Regions from separate parts of the Homo sapiens genome. Here region 2 is linked to region 1. A link is a loop called in an ENCODE intact Hi-C map of the cell type or tissue named here. Cell type or tissue: endothelial cell of umbilical vein. All regions are shown on one strand.

Region 1 (8,000 bases):
TCTATTCTCCTGTTTGCTTTTCTCAAAATAACCATTGTCAGCATTATGAGTATTGAAAACTCCTGTGATATTCCACACAAGCTTGTCCATTGCATAGGGTTTTCCGTAGTATTGGAATTGTTTGCCTTTTCTGGGCCTTGAAATGGATTTTAGTAGGAAGTTAGCAGGAACACCATTAGGGAATACTAACTGGAAACCATTTCAAATAGTGATACAAGTCATTTGCAAAAAACAACTTGCCCTGTTTTATTTTTTTAAGGTTAACTTTAAGGCAATGGTTTTCAGAGAGAAAATTATTCTACTGGCAACAAAAGAAACACAAGACTATAGGAGTAAATGTATTTTGTAAAATTAATGATATAATAGTATTGTTTTTGATGTTGTGTGTTTTACTTAATACTTTTGCTTCCAGTTCTCAACACAAACATTTGGCTAGGAATTTTTTTCAGTCACTGAGCCAAATTCTCAGTCTGCATAACCCAGTAGGGCACCAAGGTGAAATGGAAATCTGGCCTGTGTTTACGTCTTCACAATTAATTTCTCATTGGGTTGTGCAGTGTGTCTTATAGCTCCCAATGCATGCTGTAAAAATAAATAACAACTTTATAACTTCGGCTTCCTCCAAGTATATTTGCAATAGATGAGGCTTAGAGGGGGATAAGGTGGTAGTTTCAAGTATGTGGTGCATGTCACAGGGAAACAGGAAGGCAGAATATTGATCATGGCTTTCAACACATGTGTCTCTGGGAATCACTTTGTCACACATATAACCCTCTTCTAAACATGCATGTGAGTACATACACATATGATTGTGTGCACACATGTGTGCATGCACACACACACACACACACACATACACACCTACCTTATATCTCAGCCATATTGAAGCATTTTAATTTCCCCCAAATGTGCCACACCACCTATTTCTTCTTCCATGCCTCACACTAAGAGTCAGTCATCTCTCCTGAGAACCTTTTACCCATCAGCAGCCTCCTGCCCCAGCTAAGGTACTTTCCTGCTTTGTACTCCCACCGCATTCCCACATTTCCCATCCTGATAGATCACACCCCACAGAAGTAACTCATGGTTCACTAATGGATCTGAATGACAACTTTCCACCTTAGACTGTGAGACTCCTGAGGGTAAAAGTGAGGTCTGGACCTCTTCCCTCTGTCTCTCAGCTGTTAGCACAGTGCCTGGCACCCAGTAGGCATTCAGGGCCTTTAGGAGCTGCTCATCAATCATCCCGAAGTGCCCTAACCCATTTACCTTCCCACTCTGCTGAGCAACAGGTTCCAACTTTCTCTCCTCAAGCCCCCATAACCCCTTCCCCAGCCTTCTCTTTAAGCAGATCATCTTTCCAATTCGTAAGAGAATAGAAACAGTCAGAAGATAACTTCCACGAGGTCCCCAGTGTATCTACCTCCTGCATCAGTTTCCTTAAACTCCACCTTCCACCATATTACAACCGACAAACTGGCCTCACTCCAGTTAGGGCCCCCCCTTCTACTTGCCTGTTAATCATATCCTCTCTACTTATTGGAAGACATTACTCCAATATTTGTCTCTTTTTTTCCCTCATATCATTATTTTGTCCTTTTCACTGGATAATTTAAAAACCCAGATTAATTACTTTTATTTTTTAAAATAAAACATTTCTCTCCAGCTACAGCCCCATTCTCTGCTGTCCTTTACAGCAAAATCCTTCAAAAGAGCTATAATTCATAGTGTCTACCAATCCTTTCTTCTCACTCTTTCTTAAACTTACTCTGAGCAGTCTGTAGCCCCATCATTCTACCAAAGCTGTTCTTGTTAGTCTTGATACTCCCCTCAGCGTTGCTAAGTCCAATGGTCAAGCTTCACTTTGCATTTTATTGGACAATCAAAAACTTTTAACATAATTGATCTTACTTGAAACACTTTCTTCACTTGGATTCTAAGACACACTCCACCTAATTAATCTCATACCTCCCTGGCCACCTATTGGCTAGTGTATATGCCAGTTTTTGCTGCAGGAACTAGTCCTAATATCACAATGGTTTACAACCATAAAGATCAGTGTTTTGTTCAAATTCCATAAAGGTATGGTGTCAGCTACAGATCTGCTTGACTCTGCTGGGTTCATCTGCAGCTCAGCTCGGCTTGACTCTGTTTGGAGCTCTGTGCCATCTGTTTTCTCACTCTTAGACCCAGGCTAAAGGAGCAGTCCCATCCGTAGCATGCTATTCTCTTGTAGCAGAGGAAAGGAGCAAAAGGATTGAAACTCCCAAAGTTTCCAAGAGCTTCTGCTGGGACATGGCATGTATCATGTCTACTCACATTCCATTGGTCAAAGTAAACCTGTGAATCACATCTCCTATGTGAAAGGGGTAATAAGTTGTTTGTCCTCATCTTAAGCCCATGAGATGTGGCTTCAGTGAGACCATTGACAAGTTTCATGCATGTCCTCAAAGGACTGGGGAACCCCGTGATATACTCACTGTCTGACTCACATCTAAGAAATCTAAGGTGTCAAAAACTAGCTGAAGTGGTCTACAACAGCAGAGTGAGCCACAGCTTGAGAAGTTCCTACATTCCCACCAAGAATGTATCTAAAGAGTGTGTTTCCTATTGATTGACATGTGTGATATAATGGAGAGAGCCTCTGTGGAGGTGGCTTACTTTCTGACCTAGAATGTTACCTGAAGGGGTGAGAAGATCACAGCAGAGGAAAACCGGGGCTATGGAGTTAGATGTTCAGGGGCCAAGGCAGTGGTGGATGGACACACAGTCCATATCAGGAAACTGCCCATCAGAGGGCCCAGGGGTAGACGGAACCCTGAAGAGACCTCACAAATGCCCACATGGGCCAGCTTCCAACATCCACCACAGCCAAAGGGAAATATGCCACATTCATGCCAATTGAATGAAACCTTTCTTTCCCATTTACCTCTTCCTTTTCCTCTGTCCCCTCACCTTGGAGAAGTCAAGCTAGCAACTAGGAATGGGGTAAGGAAGAGAAGGAAAATAAGAAGATTGCCCCTTCACCCCTGGTGGCAGGCCCAAGCTGATGGGGTAGGAAGACTCACTCCAGCTGAAATTTAGGGATTGTTATTATTACATATTACTAAGCTGAGACTATTTATGTGATTAGAAGTCACCAGAGGACTTAAAAATAAACTATCTGAGACTATTAAAAAGTCAAGGACCCCGCTCCAGAGTCTGAAAAAGTAGGTATGTACGTGTGTGTTGGGGAAAGGTGGGGCATGATAAAGTTATTTCTTTTGCACTCCATGAACCACATTTGTTCCAAGTGGCCTAGGCTGCTGTGCCATTACCTGGGCTGGTTGCATCTGCCTGGGCTTCATGATAGGAAGAGGTTGCACTTCAACTTTGTGGAAACCTGGCAACTTCATTAACATCTCCGACTATGAGAATATAGGAGGCTAGAATCTTAGTTTACAATTGGCTGGCCTCACATTTGACCCTGTTTACATAAAGGAAATCTAGGCATCTGGCCAATTTAGGACCAAACAATTTCGTAGCTGGGGTGTTGAGCTTCATTTCCTTCTTCATTTATAAATGCAGTTGAAGCTGATTCCAAAGCATTTTTAGGAAGTCAGTAAAAACATTTAGGCGTCACTACTACTGTTTTATTAAATTTCATCTGTTGTTTTGACCTTGCTTGTGTTTAAATACGGAAATAAAAATCTGGGTGTGGCCGTGGGGGAGTGAAGGGATGTTAAGTCATTACACCACCTACTTATCCAGTCAGGAAACCCCAAGCCACTGGTCCATTTCCTGCTTTAGTAAGCCAAGGAATGCAATCGTGTCATGTGTGTGACTAAGGGTAACATGACTCAGGTTAAGAACTGGGTCTATTGAATTTGTTTCCTGGCCAAGAAAACTACAATTCAATTGCTACTAGAGTTAAATGGAAAATATATACTTTTGCCTTCATTAGAGCTATTGCTACTTCTAAAGAATTGTTGGGAACATAAGATCAAACTTAAACATGATAGCATAAGTTCTACTTATTGTGAATTAGGACAGCCCTTGGGAATATTGCCTTTTATTCCCAGCTCTACGTATGCTTTGTGTTGGACCTTAGACATCATACCTCTGTCCTTACACATGAAAAAGAGACTATTGCTAGTCAACACTCAATACCAGGCAAATTAAAAATGCTCATTTAAACACAGGGTAGACTACTATGATCCCTTACCTGTGGATTTATTTGTTTATCTAGTTCTTCATTTCTTAAAATGGTACCCTTCACAGAAGCACCTCAGGGTACAAGCAGCACATTAAAACAGTAATTAAAATAGATAAAACATTACAAAACAGCAATTAAAGGAGCAGCAAATGAGATTACGTCTTAAAACACTATTATGCTGAAAACCTTTAAAAAAAAAAACTGTTCACCTTATCAGTATAGCAGGCACATGGGCAAGGAGGGGAGAGCCTTTGTTGTGGCTTTGAGAAGTCACAAATGGAAAACATGTGGTGAGACAAATGATTTTAAACCTTGCCTCTCAATGTAATTTTGTATCTCAAATGTAATATTCTGGCCCCCAGCCCCCACACCCCCAAGCCCTAATCTGTTCCCCTACAGGGGTGGCTTGTTTTATACCATACCTTAATGTGTCTCTTTAGCCAGAGCAGGCTACAGAGGATTCAAAAGACTCTTTCTTTCCCAGAGGCTGTAAATGGAGTCCTTAGTCATACTTTATGTAGCTCAAATGGCAGTTGATCATGCTTAAGTACTAGAAACAATCAAAGGACCATAACCTCAGAGAACATTCTTCCAACTTAGTAGGAAAATCTTTGTCATTCATCCCTAGCTCCCACCCCACCGGGCCCCATGGGCTGGCAGTTTTCTTACACAACATCATGTCCTCTCCCATCTTGTTTTATGCCTAAGCAAGCCTTTGTTCGTCTCTACTAACTGAACTCACCAGTCCCATTTCACTTTCTAGTGCTAATAACGCTTACTTGCAACATGTGAGTTTATTTATTTATTTATTGAGATGGAGTTTCACTCTGTCACCCAGGCTGGAGTGCGGTAGCACAACAATCTTGGCTCACTGCAACCTCTGCCTCCCGGGTTCAAGCAATTCTCCCTCCCTCAGCCTCCCAAGTAGCTGGGATTACAGGCACCCACTACCACACTGGGCTAATTTTTATATTTTTAGTAGAGACGGGGTTTCCCTGTGTTGGCCATGCTGGCCTTGAACTCCTACCTCAGGTGATCTACCCGCCTCAGCCTCCCAAAGTGCTGGGATTACAGGCATGAGCCACCGTGCCCAGCCCATGTGAGTTTAAAGTTAGAATTTACATAGGTAGCAAGCAATTTGCAAAAGCCAACAATGCTATAATTGTCCAGTTTTTAAACATGTGAGAGCTTGGTGAGCATTCTGACCTTGGGAGCTGAAAATATATTGTCTGTTTTATTGACATGAGGGCGTATCTCCACTGAGATGCTGCTCTGTAACAGTACATGAGTCCTTTCAGAAACTGTTTTGTAGGAAGCCCATCTTGTTTGTATAAAATTGTTACTTTATACTCATTTTGCTCTACGTTGATCTTAAAGGGTGGAGCTCCACTGTGCAGGCACCTTCCTCAGCAACCTGTCTCCCTCTCCTATTTCAGTAAGGCCAAACCACCCAGAATGGTTGGATTGATGAGTGGGTGGGTGGATGGATGGGTAGTTAAGGGATGGGTGGTTGGGCTGATGGGTGGGTGGAAGGATGAATGGGTAATAAGGGTATGGGTGGTCAGGTGGGTAGAAGGATGGATGGGTAATTAGGGGATGGGTGGTTAAGTGGGTAGGTGGCTGGATGGATGGATGAGTAGAGATGGATGGATGAGTGGATGGATGGATGGATGGATGGATGGATGGATGGATGGATGGATGAATGAGTAAATGACACACTGCCTAGAAGGTATTTTAAAGGACACTTTACATATGGCCAAATTGATAGTACAGGGCGGAGATGGGGAACTCTGAGAGAAGGGCCCTCAAGGAGGCTGGCATAGAAAACAGAAACCACAGCCCATCCAGAGCACACATTGATCACTTCAATATAACTCTGCATTGAAAGATAACAAGGTTTTTTTCTTCTGGAAAAAAAAAAAAGTGCAGATACTGGCTGATGTGAAATTAGCAATCACAGTCTTAGGTTGTCCTAAATGCTTGAAGGATGCATATGTTTAACTGCCAAGATGCCTTTGACTAACTCTTGGGTTCTTGATAAAAGTAGAGAGACCAATGTCTAGTAAGAAAGTGACTATAATTACCTGCTAAGGTATCTGATGCAGTAGGAATATTAGTTTGTGTTAAAAGTGTTTATCTGAGGTTTTCTGTGAGGATCCCACGTTATTCATAAGTACACTTCCCACCCTCCCTGGCATAGCTCCACACCCTTTTTCACATGGCCTGAAATTCCCTTTAAAGCTCCAGAGAGTACCTAGAATATCCGTTAAGCAGATATTCTACCACAAAGTGGAGGAAGGAGTTGAGGAAAGAGTCAAGAGGAATTCTAGCTCATTCCATTTACTCATGAATACTCATGAGATTCTCAGTTACTGTTTACCACTTTGGCAAACAAAAAGTAGGGCCCTGAGAAAATGCAACTTAGAATGGGTAAGTTTTGATGAAAGGGAGGAAGGTTGGAAAGGTGAGAATGATAAAAGAAAAAAACTGGGTTAACAAGAATATGTCAGCACAGTAAGATCCTAGAGAAGAGTAAGCCTGTCTGAAAGGGCACAGCACAGAAAATGGACAAACTTCCTGATGTCACCAAATAAAGTTGCCCTCAAGTCAGTAAATAGAATTCTGAAGAACAGCATCTTTAAATCTGTAGTTTTAGACCAAGCTCTGTAGAATAACAATGCCCCAAAGTTATGCCAGGCTTGCTTTAAAGCCTCTTGTCCATGAATATATTTAAACGGCTTCAGTTTTACCAGCAAAGCTCCTTTGGGGTGTACACTGTTCAAGTGGCTTTCTACCACCAAGCTGTTTATCATTTTGTAATTTCACATCAAAGAGAGTATCACTACATTCAGTAAAGACCTGCATCGGTAAGCAAAGGCTTGCTGTGGCCCTTGGCTAACACAGACAGGCTCATATACAGCTTCATTTACCCGGTGGGATACCCTGTGGAACATGAAGAGCATCGTGAGCCATGCGGGCTTTGAGAGCAAAGACCTGGAGGCACCTCACTGTGGATGACCTGTATCTCATCTCTGCCTTGTGAAGTCATGGAGCCTTCATGTATATGACTTGTCCCCCTAGTTAGGGGCCAAACTCCTTGAACCACGTTAGTCTTCCCCGTAACCCCGACTCTCCTCATTCTCCAGAGCACCCAGTGAATAGGGTGTTTCCCCTTACTCTGCCAATCATAAGCAAAAGGGAACCCTCCCAGAACTCAAGCAGCATTAGCACAGTGGAGATTAAAGATACCATTCAAATGCCTTAAAGGACTTTGTTGATTTCCCACAGGAAACATTATAAATTGCTGTGTTTTCAGCACTTGTAAAATCCCTAGGTGGGTCTCCCTGCAGAAGAGAGGGGCAAACAAAAGTCACAAAAATTCTCAGCCACCGTCAGCATATGCTCCTTGTGTTTTCTGCACCATTCACTCTTTCTTAACTGTCCCTTTCCTGCTGTAAGCACAGTTTGAATGTGGTTTAAGTGAGCATGAAAACAATGTAGTATGCATTGGTTAATTCTGCTGCTCTGGAAAACCAACAATGTCAGAGGCAGGCTGAATTCAGCCCCAGGGCAGTCTCTGAACTCCTGAAGCAATAAAACTGCTGAGGGCTTCATTTTAAGGCCCAGAGGTTGGTGCCTGAGCTTTAGAAGGGCCACCTCTGCCTCTGACATGACTAACTTCTGCTTTATCCTCATGGCCACACATTCCACTGAACCACCTCCTTCCCACCTGCCAGAGCCCTTAAGAGGCTACTCCAGCCTCCTCTCAGAGCCCAGGTCCTTGTGTTCTTTGCATCTCTCTTTT
Region 2 (8,000 bases), 110 kb after region 1:
CTTCCATTCCATTGGTTGCCTTTTTTGTTGTCTGTTTCATTTGATGTGCAGAAGTTTTTAAATTTATGTAGAAGATGTAGTACCATTTGTCTATTTTTGCATTTATTGTCTGTGCTTTTGATGCTATATCCAAGAAATCATTTGAGTCCAATATCATAAAGGCTTTCCTCTATGTTTTCTTCCAAAAGCTTTATAGTTTTAGATCTTATACTTAGGTCCTTGATTCATTTTGAGTTGATTTTTCTATATGGCATAAGATAAAGGTCCAAATTAGTTCTTTTGCATATGGATATTCAGTTTTCCAACACCATTTGTTGAAGAGACTATCCTTTCCCCATTGTGTGATCCTGACTCATCAAAGATCATTTGCTCATACAAGAGCTTATTTCTAGGTGCTCTGTTTTGTTCCATTGGTCTAAATGTCTGTTTTTATGCCAGTACCACACAGTTTTGAATACTATAGCCTTGTAATATGTTTTGAAATCAAGAATTACGAAACCTTTAGCTTTGTTCTTCTTTTTCAAGAATGTTTTGATATTCAGGTTTCCTTGAGATTCACGTGAATTTTAGAATCTTTTTCTATTTCTGTAAAAAATGCCATTGGGATTTTGACCAGAATGTTATTGAATCTATACATCATTTTGGGCAGTATAAACATTTTAACAATATTAAGTCTTCTGAGCCATAAACATGGAATGTCTATTTATTTCTTTAATCAGTGTTTTGTACTTTTCAATGTACAAGTCTCCTCCTTGGTTATGTTTATTTCTAAGTATTTGATTCTTTATGATGCTATTGTAAATGGGATTGTTTTCTTAATTTCCTTTTAAGAGTGTTCATTGTTAGTGTATAGAAACACAGCTGATTTTTTGTGTTGATCTTGAATCCTGCAGGTTTTCTGAATTCCTTTATTAGCTCTAACAGATTTTTTGTGGAATCCTTAGGGTTTTCTATATATAAGATTATGTCATCTGTGAACAGAGATCATTGTACTTCTTCCTTTCCAATATGGGTGCTATTTTTTTTTTTCATGCCTATTATCTCTGGCTAGGACTTCCAGTACTATGTTGAATAGCAGTGGCAAAATGAGCATCTTGCCTTGTTTCTTAAAATGTGTTACTTTAAACATGATTTTATTTGGAAAGTTTTCTGAAATGCATTACATAGTCTTCTCATTAGGCATATCTTGGCATATCTTTATGAGTTGGGGCTATCATTATGAGTTAGCTAATATATATAGTTGTAATGCTCTGTTTTCCTCAGCAGTTTTTGGCTTCTACAACAAAAAATGACTCAGGTCACTTTATAATCAGAATATTATTACTGAGCCTTTATTGTCTTCCAGAAACTGATACATACCTTACATGCATGATTTCATTTAATACACACAATAACATTATGAGGTAAGGGTTGCTACTAAGCCCGTTTTACAGAAGAGAACACTGAGGCTCAAAATCACAAAGCAAGTAAGGGTCCAAATTGGGTCATGAACCAAAATCCATCAGACTTCAGAGTCCACACTCCTATTCATTATGAGATAGTCCCTCCAGTGCAGTGGGTGACTAAGTCTTAACTCACATCTTCCCTTGTGGTATCTATCACTTTTCAGCATGTCCGCTTCCAACAGCCATCTGCTAATATATGCTCTTTCTTGAAATCTAATGACCAGGATCGTAAAATCAGAGACCTTATCTTTAAAATCCATTTTAATTCCACTGGCCATGACTGAGCACCTATAGGCGGATCCAGACATCTCCTAAGAGACAAGTTCATGGGCTTTATAACAACTCTTTTCAGCTATGTTCATGCCAGTTTTTCCAGACATGTACAGGATCAAAATTGGATTTTGGATTTTCAAATTATTAAAAACAACAAGAATTCCAATTGATTGGCATATACAAATGTTTTACCCAGAGATTTCTTATATCTAGTGCAGTGCTCTTTGTACCAATTGTAGCAGATTATTTTTTCAAATACAAAATTAATAAAAGCAAAACTATTCTAATCAAAGTTGGGATGGAAATTGTAGAGCTGAGTGCAACTTCACCTTCACTTCCCCATGACATCCACTTGAAGTTTCCCTCATCCACTAAGAAATCCTGGGGCTCCACAAAAAACAACTGGAAAGACAAGGTTCTAGGGTCTCCTTCCAATGATAAGTAAAAAAGAAGCAGCTAACATAATGCATAAGATTTTGCCAAAAGAGTAAACCATAATAAATACAGTAAATAAAGCATCTCTTACTTTGTTTCATTTCTAGGAATTAATACAATCTGGTAGTTGAAAGCACTGGATTCAAAATTAGGAATTCTTCACTTTGTGCATTCTGTTCTTGGCATTCTTTGTTGCTAGGCAAGCCATGTGGCTCACCTGGTTGCAGTAGCATGCCCCTCCTAAAGCCAAACCTTCGTGGTCTATCCCCCAGGTCAGGAAGCAGCCTGCTGGCTTATAAATGAGACCCACATTGTTGAATTAAATGCATAGCACGGGTGCTGGCTATGAGAGCTGCCTTGGTTGTATAGAGAGACTCTAGAAGAGAAGTTTCAGACAAAGTAAGAACCTAGTGTTTACTGTGAATACTATTGCTAGTACTAGTTTTCTGCTTACTAGTTCTGAAACAATCCAAATAATTAGGCAGCCATGGAGCATTATTTGCTTGCTAAATAACAATTAGGGAAAGAAATCCAATTTGTATGGATGTTTTTAAAAGGATATTTAAAGTGAGCCAACATGTCTCTGATTTGGGTGGGGGGTGGGAGGTGGTGGTTCTTGGTACTGTTTGTTCACAGAAATCACAAGCGTGAAAGCACACATAGGCAGGACAATTGTGCAATGTGCATACAGTGAGGATTTGAGCCAATCAGAACATGAAAGGCACAGTTCCTGATGGGTAAGGATGACCTTGTTTTGAACCAGAGAGAAACATTCACATTCTCATCAGTTTTCCCCTTAAAAAACTACAGTAGATGTATTGGCAGTTGTAGTTGGCATCAATTACCTTATGACATTAAGCAAGTTACTTAAAGTCTCTGACACTTTGTTACCTTATCTGTAAATTGGGGATTAAAAATACATATGCAGATGATTGATATGGTGGATTAAATATCTATAGATAAGTCAGCAGCGATATAGATGACAATCAAGAAAGCAGCCATTATGAGTAGTACTATATGAGTAAAGGCCCAATGGAAGCAAATCATTTCCCATCTTCCCAAAGTCATCCACTCGCCTCTCCAAGTATACATTAAAAGAGATAAAACCTCTTCTGTCTAATAAATAAATGTTTCCATGATCAGATTTACAGACAAGTGGATCTCAACCCTTGGGCACAAATGAACCACTTGGCTTTTGTTTTGTTTTAAATTCTGGATTAATTCATCAAGGGTGGAACCTAGGTATTGACATTTGTAACAAGCATCTCAAATGTATTAGTGGGCCATCAGGTTGAGAACCAATGACTTGAACTATTAAACAGTTTCCTATTGGTTTTCCTGATTCAAGATTCTCCCCACTCTAATTCATTCTCCAGTGCACCGGTTCAAATGGTCTTCCCAATAATCAAATCAGTATAGAGAATGACAGCACACACTTGTCATTTCCCTATTTAAAAATCTTTGCTTCCTTTGCCTGTAACCAAGATGGTGAATATACTTCTTCTTTGTACCAGTTCCAGTAAGTTGGTTGAGGTTTTTTAGAACCCTACATAGAGAAAGATTCCAAGGGTTGGCCTGGGCTCAGCAGGAAAGAATACCATTCATGCCATTTTAGGGATATCTGCCATGAGGATAGACAGAAGGGAGCTCTGGAATTTTCCATTCCCAACGTTCAGAATAATGCCAAACTCTAACATGACATGAAAGATCCTGCATAAGTTATTTCTCTAGTTGCATTTCCTCCCTATGAGCCAAAAGCTATATCCACAATCTATTTCTTATTTTCTTATTTTTCCTCCCAAGCATGAAACCTTAACTCCATGACTTTGCTCATGCTGTTCTCATTGTCTGGAATGACCTTGTCCTTCTTTCCTCTCAATAATTTCCTAATCCTACTTCAACATTCATGTTGAATGTCACATTTTCTGTGAGGATTCCTGACTGCCCCAAATATAATTTCTCTCTCTCCACCTCTAAGCTGCAGAGCATTTTTTTCCTATAACTGATTTTGTCACACCATATGGTAATTTACTCTATGTTTACGTGCTCAACTCCCCTAATATACAATGCACATCATTGATGCTCAGTAAATGTTGGTTAAATGAATGAATGAATAAATGAATGGACTCCTTGGTGGCAGATACTATCGCTTACTCATCTTTGTTTCCCAGTGCCCGGCAAGTAACCAACGCATAGTAGGAGTTCAGGAGGAGCCTACTGAATAACTGAATAGTGTCTACAGGCACTGCTGCCACCCATATGGCACAGTAATCTGGGCTCATTCTGAGTCACAAATCACAATCTGCCAGAAAACTTCCATCTGGAGAGACCGCTCCCCACAGCAGCTTTTCCTTTCAGTCTTTAGGCCTGTTTTGTTCCCTATTCAACAGGAAATAATTGAATGCTAGCACTGACTCAAAAATAACTCGGGAAGCTATAAAAATTGTAAAAGGTCTATTAGTAATATTACACAGGATACTTTAAGGCAGCCCTGCAGAGTAGCATGCATCTAGCTCCCAGAGTTTCTTTATGCATTAATATTGCACATGTTCTCCTTACCCATGTGGGCAAGGCAGCCCACCAGCCCCTCATAACCCTCTCATGTGTACTTCAGCCTTATTGACTGCTCTGTGTGGCAAAACTGATCAGCTGCTATATGTGGAGTAAATGAAAAATGCTCAGGGAATGCTCAGGATTGTCTCTAATCAGTTAATGTTATACAGAAGAAATAGTTCATCCATCCTCTCTTACCCCATCCCACTTGAATAAAAAATGCTGTACTCTATTAACTAAAGGTAAGATTCTGCCCACAAAGACTTTCTTTATATGCATGATAATGCTGAGATTCACAAAGAGTTAAGATTTCTCGATTCCTTGTGATTTACTCATTTAAATCAGCGTCACTACAGAGCAGAAACTATTTTGGCTCTATGCATAAATGGAATATCTAATATAGAATTACATTATAATGAAATATGCATTAATGCAAGCCTCATAAAGTGCTTTTCATGTTCTGCGGGCATCCAAAAGTTTAAAATTCATATAATCTTAGTTGCTTCTCAAATGATAATATATCAGGTTAATATGCTTAATTAAAAGTCACATTTGAAACATTCAAAGGGATAGTTAATTCACCATTGACATTTGTTATAACACAGTTAAGCATTGTGGAAACAAGACAATGGGATATGTCACTTCTGTTAGGAACAGAAGGAGGACATTTTATGATTTTCAGGAAACAGTATGTGTTTGACACCCAGGAAAATTCAGCCAACCATGCCCTAAAATATTTGCCATTAATAATAAATTTTTGGTTAAAGAGACACTCTCAAAATAACATCCAAACCACTTAGCTGTCTACATTTAAATGAAGATTAATGAGAAACACATTTCAAAGCACCATTTATTCCACAATTCAGATCGGATTACTTAACTGCTGGGAACATTTCCTTAGAAAGGGACCATGACTGTCCCTTTCAGATTCTGAGCTAGCTGTCCCCAGTGTTGAATGTGAGATTTGATGCTGGGCAAGTCCACTGTCTACCTCTTGGCGCTGAATTTAAAATAAAACTGCTAAGCTCATTCCATTCAGAAATGCCTTGGCTTCCAATATATAAAGATTTACCCTTCTACTCTCCTGCCCTAAAGTCCATGTTTGCTTTAAAATGATCTCCTCTTCACTGCTCCTGCCGATTGCTCTGGCCGGCAGTGATCGGGTCACACAGCTTTCCTCACCTCACCATCTGTCTCCTCCACCAGGAGTCTAAGCCAGGCATGGGGGAGGTCACAGCCAGGCCAAATTCCACTTTCCATGAATAGCGCCGCCAGCATTTTCTTTTTTTTCCAGTAGTTTGAAGATTCTCAGGATTTCCTCCTAATTACCCTCCCTCCTGTATCATGGAGAAAAAAATACAAGTCAGCAGCAAGGCGCAGTGCCAGAACCTGTAGGGAGGAAAGGTGCGGAACAAAAGCTGGGAGGAAAGTGAGCGCTGACGGCTGGGCAGGAGCGGGGCTGCTGTGCACCGGGGCACGAGGCTCACGTGGCCTGGGGGCTTGGGCTCCCAGGTCCTGCAGCTGGGATGCCCAAGCCTCGGAAGAGGAGAGGAACAGCAGCCTCCAAAAGGAGGAACTGCTGAGCAGCTAGGGAGATGAATGGAACAGAAGTGAAGCTCCCTCTGCCAGAGAGGCGAGCACTTCTCCATCAGCCCCAGAGACGATGGGCGGACTGCAGCTGCCCATGAGGAGCAGCACGCGCAGGAGGCCAAGGTGGCCTGCACACCTGCCATATGGGAGGATGGCAGAGTCGGGCAGCCCAGCTTCACCAATGTTATTTGCACCCCCTCCCCAAGAACTCAATGGGAAATCAAAATTGTTTTGCTAACCAATGATTTCAAATTTCATGTCAATAGGGATCTGATGCTGCCAATGCAAAGGAGAATTACCTGTACGGGTTCTACAACTTTATTTTTTCATTTTGGCCATGTTGTTCTACTAAGTACTCTGGTCAGCCCCTGGTCTCAGACTCTTATCTGTTTTCTTTACTCACCCATCAACTAACTCCCCTACCGCCACCTCCACCCCAAACACATACACACCTTCACCTTCAACGGACAAAAAACATTGCTAGAGCTGTAAGGTTGCCCTTAATGGGAAACATCCTTTATGCAATATACAGGATTTATTGTGAGCATTATGGAGCAATGTGTTGTTTGGGTTATGGCTGCGCTAAGGCTGGGAAACATCTCCCTGTTCTTGTGTAGTTAGATTATTAAAAGTTGGTCGTTTGACTTTGATACCCTTTTAGAGCAAGTACTGCTTGCAAAGGTCAACTCGAGTGGAAAGTTCAGGGCACACAGTAGGCAATAAGTTATATGTTCAGGACTCTGGCAAGATCCCTAAATGGGTCAGATGTGGTCAAGCAAAACTGACAGCAGAATATGCAACATCACAAAACATTCAGACTTGCAGATAGGCAAGGACAGTGTTATTAGAGAGGAATGATCCAGGCATTGTTACCAACATACAACCCCTGGGGTCCATAACGAAGCGAATATTAGGGGGAAAAATCAAGCTAATCAAGGAGAACAATCCAAACATCTTCTAGCAGCTAAAGACATCTTGTGGTAGAAACAGGAGAGGCCTGTGTACAACATGTGAAGGCTGGAAAAGTTCAAGCAAATTACCACCAGGGTGTAGGAGTGACAGAAATTACTTCCAGGTGGAGGGTTGGAGGTTCTGATAAAGGGGATGGCATTGCACTGGGCTTTGAATACCGTGTAGGGTTTTGAATCGGGAAGATGGAGAACGGAATGTGTCAAACACAGTTAGGGTTATCCAGGCTTCAGTGTTACATCAGCATCTCATTAAGATAGTGGAAGTTTACATGCCTCTTTATGGTTCACTGTTGCTGTGTTTTCAGGCTATTCACAGTAGTTCAGTAAAACAATCTTTGATATCATCAAATATCTGAAAACCAAGGGATTATAAACTTTCATATTTTTAAAAATTAATAGACCTTACATTTTGGAGCAGTTCTAGATTTACAGAAAAATTGAGCAGAAAGTACAGAGTTGCCATATACTCCATATGTCCCACACATAGTTTCCTCTGTTATTAACATCAATATTGACACATTATTAGCCGAAGTCCATAGTTTACATTGAGGTTGTGTTATGCATTCCGTGGGTTTTGACAAATTTGTAATGACATGTATCTACCACTATAGTATCATATGTAATTGTTTATTTAAAGAAAACTCAGATTCTGATTTATAGAGATCTATTCTTTATCAAACAAATGTAAGCAGAGAAAATAGATAGTACTTGTGCATACAGAAAAAAATGTCCA

What was found. A loop is a pair of places that touch in the nucleus more often than their neighbours do. Peaks named below come from ENCODE experiments on the same cell type or tissue, not always from the same donor. Only the 100,000 strongest peaks of a DNase experiment are listed, where the experiment ranks them.
Region 2: it touches region 1 in a loop (9-fold over the local background); 2 of 110 quality-filtered maps call a loop at or near these places.

Annotation. Positions count from the first base shown.
Region 1 is chr3:143,439,731-143,447,730 of GRCh38, reverse strand. The region is part of intron 12 of SLC9A9 (solute carrier family 9 member A9); the gene reads left to right. Among named protein-coding and RNA genes, the nearest start is that of SLC9A9-AS1, 100 kb to the right of the region's middle. RefSeq lists an enhancer at 3,055-4,254. In endothelial cell of umbilical vein, no CTCF peak of the experiment used is centred here; a DNase peak (open chromatin) is centred at 3,780; H3K27ac peaks cover 2,690 bases.
Region 2 is chr3:143,327,993-143,335,992 of GRCh38, reverse strand. All of the region lies in intron 14 of SLC9A9 (solute carrier family 9 member A9), which reads left to right. Among named protein-coding and RNA genes, the nearest start is that of SLC9A9-AS1, 10 kb to the left of the region's middle. In endothelial cell of umbilical vein, no CTCF peak of the experiment used is centred here; DNase peaks (open chromatin) are centred at 4,502 and 5,902.